3 separate regions of the Homo sapiens genome follow, and regions 2 and 3 are each linked to region 1. A link is a contact called in ENCODE Hi-C or POLR2A ChIA-PET data. All regions are on one chromosome and are shown on one strand. The core of a region is the stretch at or near the end of the contact, and the rest is flanking DNA. Distances in the headings are between cores, read along the strand shown.

The links. A loop is a pair of places that touch in the nucleus more often than their neighbours do. ChIA-PET counts read pairs that join two places held with the same protein, here RNA polymerase II (POLR2A). Pooled maps may share reads with other maps.
Region 2: a map of endothelial cell of umbilical vein shows a loop between it and region 1 (4-fold over the local background). The contact joins two enhancer-like sites. A Hi-C loop is called at or near these places in 1 of 168 maps with a recorded cell type or tissue (endothelial cell of umbilical vein) and 2 of 50 pooled maps. POLR2A ChIA-PET finds 5 or more read pairs at or near these places in 4 of 52 experiments (H1, MCF 10A, OCI-LY7 and 1 more).
Region 3: a loop to region 1 is called in a map of dorsolateral prefrontal cortex, with 7 times the contacts of the local background. The contact joins two enhancer-like sites. A Hi-C loop is called at or near these places in 2 of 168 maps with a recorded cell type or tissue (both dorsolateral prefrontal cortex) and 3 of 50 pooled maps. POLR2A ChIA-PET finds 5 or more read pairs at or near these places in 2 of 52 experiments (MCF 10A and naive thymus-derived CD8-positive, alpha-beta T cell).

What each region holds. Positions count from the first base shown.
Region 1 is chr1:228,901,675-228,905,043 of GRCh38, reverse strand. No RefSeq gene overlaps it. Among named protein-coding and RNA genes, the nearest start is that of RHOU, 170 kb to the right of the region's middle. RefSeq lists a silencer at 1,668-1,962. Within about 2 kb of position 1,728, at least 16 of the 41 ENCODE cell types and tissues checked have a DNase peak (open chromatin) inside an H3K27ac peak, as active enhancers do; they include dorsolateral prefrontal cortex, where a contact is called at or near this core.
Region 2 is chr1:229,025,925-229,029,293 of GRCh38, reverse strand. No RefSeq gene overlaps it. Among named protein-coding and RNA genes, the nearest start is that of LINC02815, 130 kb to the left of the region's middle. RefSeq lists an enhancer at 1,033-1,770. Within about 2 kb of position 1,638, at least 7 of the 41 ENCODE cell types and tissues checked have a DNase peak (open chromatin) inside an H3K27ac peak, as active enhancers do.
Region 3 is chr1:229,002,154-229,005,522 of GRCh38, reverse strand. No RefSeq gene overlaps it. Among named protein-coding and RNA genes, the nearest start is that of LINC02815, 150 kb to the left of the region's middle. Within about 2 kb of position 1,787, at least 4 of the 41 ENCODE cell types and tissues checked have a DNase peak (open chromatin) inside an H3K27ac peak, as active enhancers do; they include dorsolateral prefrontal cortex, where a contact is called at or near this core.

The sequences.
Region 1 (3,369 bases), core at 479-2,978:
ACAGGTTCTAGAGATTTGGGCACAGATATCTTTGGGGAGCATTATTCTGCCTACCACAGTCTGGATAAGGTGAGAACTGGCCAGATCATGGAGAGAACAGCAACCTCAGAACTGCTTTCTGACCCAAATACAACACATAGGGAATGGCTGTGAGACAATTCCCCCTAGGGATATTTGCTGACCATAGAGAACCTATATAAGCGACAGTGGTTATCTGTCTCCATGTATACGATGTCCAGACCCTACTGGTCCCCCAGGATATTTCATCTCAAACAGACATATCCAGCTCAGTGTGTTTCATACTTTCAGCATAGTTTAAAATGTGGGGAAGAATTCCTCCTGGAACTCAAAGGGGATAAATGTTGGGGGATTAGTGAGAATTTCTGAAATTGGGAAAGTTAAAAGTTGGCAAACTCCTTTATTATTCACATTAGGCTTCAACTTAGCAACTTACCAAGATTGCCTTGGGCCTCCATGCCATCCTATTCACTGTGAAGTGAGCATGGCCAATCTGGTTTATTTATTTTTTAGGGGCAGGGAGGGTCTCATTCTGTCATGAGGTTGGAGTGCAGTGGCCCATTCATAGTTGCTGCAGCCTTAACCTCCTGGGCTCAAGTGATCCTCCCACCTCAGCCTCCCTGGTAGTTGGGACCACAGTCATGCACCGCCACGCCTGGGTAATTTTTAAATTTTTTGTAGAGATGGGGTTTTCACTGTGCTGACCAGGCTGTTCTCAAACTCCTGGGCTCAAGTGATCCTCCCACCTCGGCCTCCCAAAGTGCTGAAATTACAGGTGTGAGCCACCAAACCCCGCTCTAAACCATTTTATACTCTGATTCATCAGCATTGAGTTGCACAGAATACAATACACTCTCGCTAGTTTAAGCGGAGAAGAAATATTGAGGGTGTGAAATAGTTTACAGAATCATTGGGAGAGCAGAGGAAACAGATTTGAGGCTAAGCTTCTAGGAATTACATCCAAAGCCACATTGCAGGACTGGTGGCCAAAGTCACCAAAGTCACCACAGTCCCCACAGTCCCCACAGCTCCTGCTGCTCTGAGGAGGCTGCCTGCTGAATCAGGAAGCCGCGACTAGCACTGCAGTCTGCAGAGCTGCGCAGGGAAAGCTGCCTCCAAGGAATCGAAGCACTGTTCCTGTAGCTGCTCACTGCATGGAACAGTGATCTTTCTGCAACAGTCCCACACCTGCAAAACTGGAAGTCTTGTGTCCCGCCTCTTGTTTGGCTTAACTCTGCTCTGAAATCAACCCTTCCAGGAGGGAATTTGCTTGGCAGATACTAATCACATCTGGAGCCTTGGGCCTGGGAAACATAGGGTTTAGCTCTCCAGGCTCTGGGTGAAGGAAAGGAGAGTGTTGGGATAGATAGTGAGGAATCAGCCCAGGGCGCCCACCATTGTCAGTGAGACAGTGGGGAAGAGTTAGCACCCGAAGCCCCCAAGCCCACTGTGGAAAGTGATTTCACCTGCGTGAGGATCACCAGAACAGAGTCTGAAACAGGGCTCCCCAGAGCATGTCGCATCTTCCTCCTCCTTCTTCATATCTTTCTTTTTTTAAACAAAATTTCCTGGGCTTGTGTGGTTCAGTGTTTGGGTTGACTTTTGTTTCAGCTGAACTAGTTGACTTATTCTGGCTTTGTGGCTGCGCCAGTGAAATATGTACATATTTTGCCTGTGTACGGCTATCTTTTCCTGTTTTCCTTCAGGGATTATACATCAGCACAGAGTCCATGGCACTGCTCCAGATAAAACAGCGCGGCAGAATCATCACCACTGGCAGAGCTCTCTGGTTGACTCATGAGGATTGGGAATAAATGACCAAATATAAACAGTGGAGTGGTGCCAACTGAGGCTCCCTTGTAGCAAACGGTCCCCTGTGGCATGTGAAAAAGAGGCCGGGAAAAGCCCAGCTGTGGGCACCATGCCACTGACTGCCGCTAATTTACTGCCATGACTACTCCAGGGCACCCTGATTTCTGCTTTTCAGAAACCTTTTGTGCATTGTTTTTTCCACTATCCCCATTTGGTTGACTAACCTGTAAGGCACTGGCTCCCTCAGCCAGTCAGGGCTTAGGCCTGTTTTGTCACACTGCAAATCCCTCACTGGCTGGTTGGTAGCCGTGAGAGAGGACGCATTGATATTCCTAACCAAGTCTTGCTGGCCTTTAGCTTCCACGTGCTTACCTGCAAAATCCTCAGCTTATCTGGTGTAATCAAGATAAAAAATAAATGATCGATCGACCGATCGATAGATAGATAGATACATACATACATACATATTTAAATGCATAGATGAGATTGGTAGATAGATGATAAATAGATGAAAGATAGAGATAGATATGATAGGATAGGTAGGTAGATAGACAGTCAATAGGTAGGTTGACAGACACACAGAGAGAGACATGTAGATGTCACAGCACCGGCCATTGAAGGAGCCTGAACAACCTCACACATGCACAGCACCAGGCCCCTCTCCTTCTTCTCTGGCTCCTTACAGGATCTTCTGTCCAGAAGCTGCTGGAGGCATCAGTGGTTGCCCTCCATGGTTAGCACCCTGCCGGGGGGTGGGGGACATCTCCTGAAACTGAAGAACCCCCATGGCACTGAATGACACAAACTTCCCTTCTAGTCTCCCAGCCCAGGGTGGCACTGTGTCCTGTGCAAAAGTGAGGAGGATGCCCCTTTTCCCAACTCTGTCACTCTTTCTCATCTGAGCCTTAAAGAGTCGTGGCATACTCTCAGAGTGTAACACAGACCTTCCTGAAAACAACCCACTTTACGCTACCTGTAGTCTCTTTCTCCAAGACACTGGCCACAATCCCAGGGCCACATGTAAGCTCTCAGCCCAGGGTACTGGCCCCCAAATCTTTCTCTATCAGCACTCCTCCCCATCAGCACTGGCCACTCAGCCTGTGGGTGTATATGCATGTGTGTGCTGGGTATTGAGTGTGTGTATGTGCTGTGTTGAGCGTGTGCATGCATGTACATGCAGGGAAGCACAGTGTAGGCTAAGCTGAGACCCCTCATTTACTTAGGTGGGAGGATACTAAGAGATCTAAATACACACATCAATAGCAGGGGCTCTGCAGACACTCAGCAAGCTGGGAGTGGCCACCTGGAGGCTGTGTGGAAGGGGCCCCGAGGAAGAGCTCACCTTAGAAGATAACGCTTAGTCTCTGGTCCCTGCCAAATGACACTGTTACACTCCTAAGTTCCCTGCTCTCCAGGACATATTCTGAATACCAAATAAGACCCATGAGGCATGGTAGCTCAAACCGCAGGTTCCAGCGTGTCAAGTGTGTTTCCAGGACCAGCTGACCCTGCTCCAGTGAGAGGTTACCAAAGGCCTCT
Region 2 (3,369 bases), core at 389-2,888, 120 kb before region 1:
GAGGACGGTGGGGAGGGGGGTGCAGTGGCAAAGGCCCCCCAACACAGTCTGCTTTGTGACTTGTGGCTGGAGGACTCCACCTAGCACCTTCCTTCTGAGCTGAGCTCCAGCCTGGGCCCCAGTTGCCCCGAGTCCTGGTTAGAGTTCAGAGCTGCAGCTCAGGGTGGTAGCTGCAAGCCCCATGCGGCTACTGAGCACTCTAAATGTGGCAATTCCAAACTGACACTGAATTTCAAGCCCTTGGTACTAGAAAAAGAGACTATAAAAATCTTACAAATTTTATACGATTACATGTTGGAATGATAATGATTTTTATATACAAAGTATATTGCTAAAGTTAATTTCACCTGTTTCTTTTTATTATTATTACTTCTTAGTTAGCCACTAGAAAATGTAAGATGACGTGTGTGGCTCACATTATAATTCTGTTGGGCGCCACTGATCTAGAAAGAATTCGATTTGTAAAGGGGCCCAGATGGACCATTTCAGGGGATTCGGCAAGTGTTTGCCGAGCACCTTCTGTGTGCAGCTCATCTGCCGCACAGATGGCTGTCTGAGCTGCTGGGGGAGGTGGGAGGTGGGGTCGGAGCAGGGAGCTGCCCCATTGGAGGAGCGTGGGGAGCAGTGCCCATCCCTGAGCTGAACCACGGACATCTTCCTCAGGAAGCACTTTGAGTATCTGGGCCCAGCACAGCCCGGAACCCTCCCAGTACCTCTAAGGTTACAAGTAATTGTCTAAGGCCTACGTTATTCCTGCACACCCAAACACAGCCCTCAGCATCTCATGGGAAAAGAGAGCCTTATCTCCAAGATGCACTTTGAAGTTTAAAAATAAAAGTGGGGGTGACCAGTGCAGTGCTGGTTGGCCTCAGCCCATGATGGGGGCTTGGGAGAGTTTTCTTCTCTTTCTTCTCTTCCTCCCTCCCCTTCCTCCCTTCCATTCTCCTCTCCTTCCTTCCTTTCATCCTTTCCTTCATTCCTTCCTTCCTCCCTCCCCTTCCTTCCTTCCATCCTCCTCTCCTCTCCTCTCCTCTCCTCTCCTCTCCTCTCCTCTCCTCCCCTCCCCTCCCCTCCCCTCCCCTCCCCTCCCCTCCCCTCTCCTCTCCTTCCCTGCCTCCCTCCCTTTGATGCTTAAGACTCAGCACAGGAAGAGAGAGCTCCTAGGAACATGAAAGCTGAAGATAAACCCCAAAGCCTCCTTTGTCTTCCCTTAATCTGCTTTAAGCTCCCACCAGCTCAAGCCTAATTGAGTTAGTTCTTGAGTGAAAGGGAGCTTTGGTGATGTTAAACTGTTATTTAATCACAAGTGGCAGGTGGGATGTGGGGCAAAGGGCAGGAAAAGTGGGTCTGTGGGAACGTAGAGCTGAGCAAAGCCTTCCTTCCTCCCCTCGCATCAGGGAAGGCCCGCGATGCCCTTTCATTAGTATTTCAGCCAGTGTTTTCCAAATTGCTGACCATAAACCGTTAGGGGATTGGGAAATCAGTTTCGTGGATTTCAACGAGCATTGTTGAAATGTGGGGGGTGGTGCGGCCTGGGAAGAGTAGAACAGAAAGTAACAGAAGGCTTTGCAGGTAGTGAAAGGAAGTATTGCTTCCTGAAACTTTTGACTTAGATGTGAGTCAGCTGTGTGTGCATGTGCACTTAATTGCAACAGAAAATGCACTTTTTGCTGTGGGTCATGAGCAAAAAAGTTTGAAAGCTTCTCTCTGATGCTCCTAGAAATAGAGTCCCTTCTGTGCGTGGGTCAGGAGAAATGATAAGCAACAGAGGATGGGGAACAGGAATCCTTGGCTGTGTGATAGAAAAGGCTGTGGGGAGGTGCGAGGTGGGAGGTGGGAGAAGCAGCAGGGTCTGAGTGCCCGGGCCTGGGCAGCCTGTTAAACTTCATGGCCCCATGGTCTGTTTGCTTCTGCACCTGCAGCAGGGAGCAGAGGCCAGGCCCCAGGGGGCACGTGGCTCCACATTCTGAAAATCAAATTAGTGGACAAGGGAATGGAAGGCCTCTTTGAGGGGCTCTGTGCCACATGTATTCACCTGGGATCGGGGAAGGAAGGATGACAATGGAGAGAGTGTTCTGGGAGGAAATTCAGTTCTCACCTGAGTAGACTGTCTGTGGGGGGCTTTGCAGATGCTCAGCGTTGCAGAAGATGACGTTTCTATTTCCACTGTTAAAGAACCCGTCTTGGCCAGGCGCAGTGGCTCACACCTATAATCCCAGCACTTTGGGAGGCCGAGGTGGGTGGATCACGAGATCAGGAGTTTGAGACCAGCCTGGCCAATGTGGTGAAACCCTGTCTCTACTAAAAATACAAAAAATTAGCAGGGTGTGGTGGCACACGCCTGTAATCCCAGCTACTCGGGAGGCTGAGGAAGGAGAATCACTTGAATCCAGGAGGCGGAGGTTGCAGTGAGCTGAGATCGTGCCATTGCACTCCAGCCTGGGCGACAGAGCAAGACTCCATCTCGAGAAGAAGAAGAAGAAAAAAGGAACCCCTCTTATTCTTTCGCCATTCGTATTTTATGTGTATAACAGTCAATATTATGATGAGCACTGGGATTCATACTAACTCATTCTATTGCTAAAACAATTTTTTCACTGAGCTTTTTCTTTTGGTGCCTCTTAAATAATCTCACTATTAAGCCAAAAAAATCAGAAAGTGAGCTATTTGGGAAAAAACAAGCACAAAGATGAACTCAACCCTGGTTGAAATATAGCCCTGGGGAAGGGAACTACTTGATCTCCCAAAGCACAAAGATCGGCGACTTTGTAGCACTTTGAGTGTCTGGGCCTGGCAGGCAGCTCTGAATGTTCCTGTTGCCTCTAAGGTTACAAATGATTGTCTAAGGCCTATGTTACACCTTCATACCCATGTACGACACTCAGCCTCTCATGAGAAAAGAAAGCTTTATCTCTAAGATGAACTTTGAGGTTTAAAAATAAAAGCAGGGCTGCCGTTTCCCAGGGCCACTGTTGAGACTGCGCAGAATGGGCTATTTCTTTACAAATAAACAAGCGTCTTACAGGCTGACCAGCTAACTGGCATTTCAGGTGGCTGAAACTTTTCCTTTGAGGCCTACCCAGGTGAAGGGACATTTACTTGGGTTTAACATGTTTGCATCTGAGGAGAAATTTTTAAAAGCATTTTTCTTATGGAGAAAGGGAAACATTTTGCTATTTATTTATTTATTTATATTTTAGAGATGGAGTCTCACTTCGTCACCCAGGCTGGAGAGCAGTGGCGTGATCATAGCTCACCGCAGCCTCGACCTGGGCTCAAGGAATTGTCCCAGGAAACTGTTCTTTTCAAATGGCGGGGAGACAGAAAATGCTGATGATCCACAGTGCTGCTCAAGTTTAGAATGCAACA
Region 3 (3,369 bases), core at 538-3,037, 100 kb before region 1:
TTCTCTATGACATGAGAATAATGCATGCTTGACAGGCTTGTGTAAGGACAAAATGAAGTCATGTGTGCGAAAACCCTAGGGATGTGTCAGATACAGAGGAAGTGTGCAGTCATTGTTAGCCTCATGTACACACTCACACACACTCTCACACTCACACCATCACACCCTTCACACCACACATCCTCTCACACATCACACACACACACCAAACACACTGGCACACAGGCCGTACACACTCACACATGCACATCCTGCAGGTCCCTGAGGCGCAGGCACTATGCTTGGGCAGCATTCTGAAAGTACAGCAGGACCCATGGCCAGTGCAAAGGAGGGTTAGGGGGCACTTTACACTCCCTGGCAGAAGGTCTGAAGGGACTCTGAAGCCAAAACAGATGTAAGGAATTTGAGAAAACACTGGCAAGAAGGGCGTGGTGGCTCACACCTGCAATCCCAGCACTATGGGAGGCCAGCCTGGGCAACATGGCAAAACCCCGTCTCTAGAAAAGCATAAAAAATCAGCCAGGGTTGGTGGTGTGTTTTCACTCAGCTACTTGGGAGGCTGAGGCGGGAGGATTGTTTGAGCCCAGGAAGTTGAGGCTACAGTGAGCCGTGATCACACCACTGCACTCCAGCCTGAGCAACAGAGTGAGACCTTGTCTCAAAAAAGAAAGAAAGAAAGAAAAGACACTGGTGTTAGCTTTCAAGTCTTTAGAACTTGCTCCTACAGGGTCTTGATGCGATGGACAAAAGCAGCTGAATCGAGCAGTAACAGGTGTGTGAACGAATCCTCCTACGCGTACCCCTCACGTCTGTGTTCTGCCCACTTCTGCAGAGAATCTCTGCCCCAAGCCAGGCCAAGGGACCTCTTTACATGAGCAGCCAAGGGACAGAGACCTCTGGCTTCCCCAGGTGGGCCGGGGAAGCACAGAACAGCCAAGGGTGTCCCGATGTCTATTCACAGTGTATCTTCTTCCATCTTGAAAGTGCGTCACTTGTGGAAGGAACAAAACGCCATTACCCTCTATCTCATGGAGAAGCAGAGGTAAAAAGCAGAGAAGCGCTGTTTTACCCCAGCCTTCCTTATCTCTCTCAGCCATACTGGAAGCCCCCAAGGACGCATGATTATCTCAGGGTGACTGATGCTCTCTCTTTCCTTAATGCCACACACATAAGTCCACACTTTCAGCAGAAGAAAATACATAAGTGAGTGTAACAGAACAAGAGCCAGCTATGCATGCTTACATAATATTGTTTTGGGGCCTGTAAAACCCTGACTAGAAAAAATATTCCTTGTGCTCATGCCCGGGAGTCCACTCACAGCTCTGGTCTAGTCCCTTCAGTGTGGTGTTTTGATGCTGTTAGAAAGCAAAATGCCCCTGAGAAAGGGTACAGCTTGTGAAAAATCTGCAGGCATGAAGGCTGTGAGGGCTTTGTTAGAGGCGGGAAGAGCATCTGTTATTGGCCAACGAAGGTGGGTTCATTTCTGCATTAGCTCTGTGAGCCCAACCCTGAGCCAGACACCAAGATACTCGGTAAAGTAACCCCTTAGTAATGGTTTCTGGTTGGACCATCTCCAGAGCCCTAGGAAAGCCCATGAAAGGAGCTGCCATCTGACGTGGTGTTGGCCTGCAGCCCTTGCTCGAGGCTGAGGAGGACATCTGGGCCTTCCGCTGCCTGGGTGTTTGCCTGGTGAACAATGGCTGTAGCCAGAGTGTCTCCTCAGAGTCAGGCCCCGGGCTCTGTGACCTCAGGAGGTCAATAAATATTTGTTGACCGACAGACTCCACTGCTTGTCTTATTACAGACACACAGGGGGCCTGCCACTGCTGGCCAAACCCCAGTGTGGCCCCATCAGAAAACACAGGACAATAAACAGAGACGGATGGTCTGCCAGGAAAGACAGTGTCTTCCATTTGGTCATCCTCTTCCCAGCTGTGCCCTTCATTGAAGTTACAGGGCAGAGCGAGTGGCCTCACCAGGCCTCGGGGGCACCAGGACCTGAGGCACCTCCTTCCTCCCTCCCCTCCCCCTGTCCCGAGGTGTGATGGACAAAGGGAAACCCCGCCGGGGTGCCGGCTGATTAACCTCCCTTTCACACTGGCCTGGTGCGGGGCCTGGGCCGAAGTTCCACAGAGTTAGCAGATGTACTTCTAATTATTTATTAGGACTTCTCTCAGTGTGGCTCTTCTAATGAGACACTCTAAACTCCCAGAGGCTCGCCCGCAGGGGAATCATACAGCCACAGTTTGCAGGCAGGAAAGGCATGTCTCCATCACCACCCAGCTTTTGCCTGAATTTAGGTATGCTGTTATGTGTAAAGCGTAGAAAGTCACAGGTTTAAACACTAAGCCAGGAGACCTGGCGGCTGGAATGGCCTAAATGTTGACTTCATGGACTGAATTGTGTCCCCCCAAATTCATCTTGAATTCTTAATCCTCAGGACCTCAGAATGTGACTGTATTTGGAAACAGGATCTTGAAGAGGTAATTGAGTTAAAACAGGGATGGGCTAATCCAATCTGACTGGTGTCCTTATAAGAAGAGGAGACTGGACACAAACACAAACAGGGAAATTGTGTGAGGACACAGGGAGAAAATGACCAACTGCAAGCCAAGGAGAAGCTACCCTGGTAACACCTTGATCTTGGACTTCCAGCTTTGCAGAATCACAAGAAAATACATGTCTGTTGTGTAAGCCACCCAGTCTAAGCGGCTCTGATATGGCAGCCCTAGCAGACTAATGCAGTGGCCCTGGGGAATGTTGTCCTTTATACCCGGGGCTTCACAGCTTACCATGTGTGCCATGGCTAGTGGCTTGTGCAGTCTGCACCACAGGCCTGAAGGGCAGGTCAAGAAGTATTACAGGACTCCTGCCCCTTATCTAAAACTACTGGGAACAAATGTGTTTGGACTTCAGGATTCCTCAGATTTCAGAAAGATCAAGCATGCATATACCACAAATTATTGAACACTGAGTGAGTCTGACATAGCACCCATAATTAAACACACGAACACTTCTGAAATGAAACAGGATGCGTGTGTGTAGAGATAGATGTCTAGATATAGATATGTAATTGCACTGAGGGATTTATATAGTTTGGATATTTGTCCTCCCCAAGCCTCATGTGAAATTTGATCCCCAGTGTTGGAGGTGGGGCCTAGTGGGAGGTGTTTGGTCATGGGGGGCTGATCCCTCATGAATGGCTTGATGCCCTTCCCCAAGATAATGAGTGATTTTTATTCTATGAGTTCACGTGAGAGCTGAGAGCTGGTTGTTTGAAGGAGTCTGACACCTTCTCCCCGCCCTCTTGCTCCCTCTTTCTTGCCATGTGACATGCCTGCTCCCCCTTCACTTTCTGCCATGATTGGG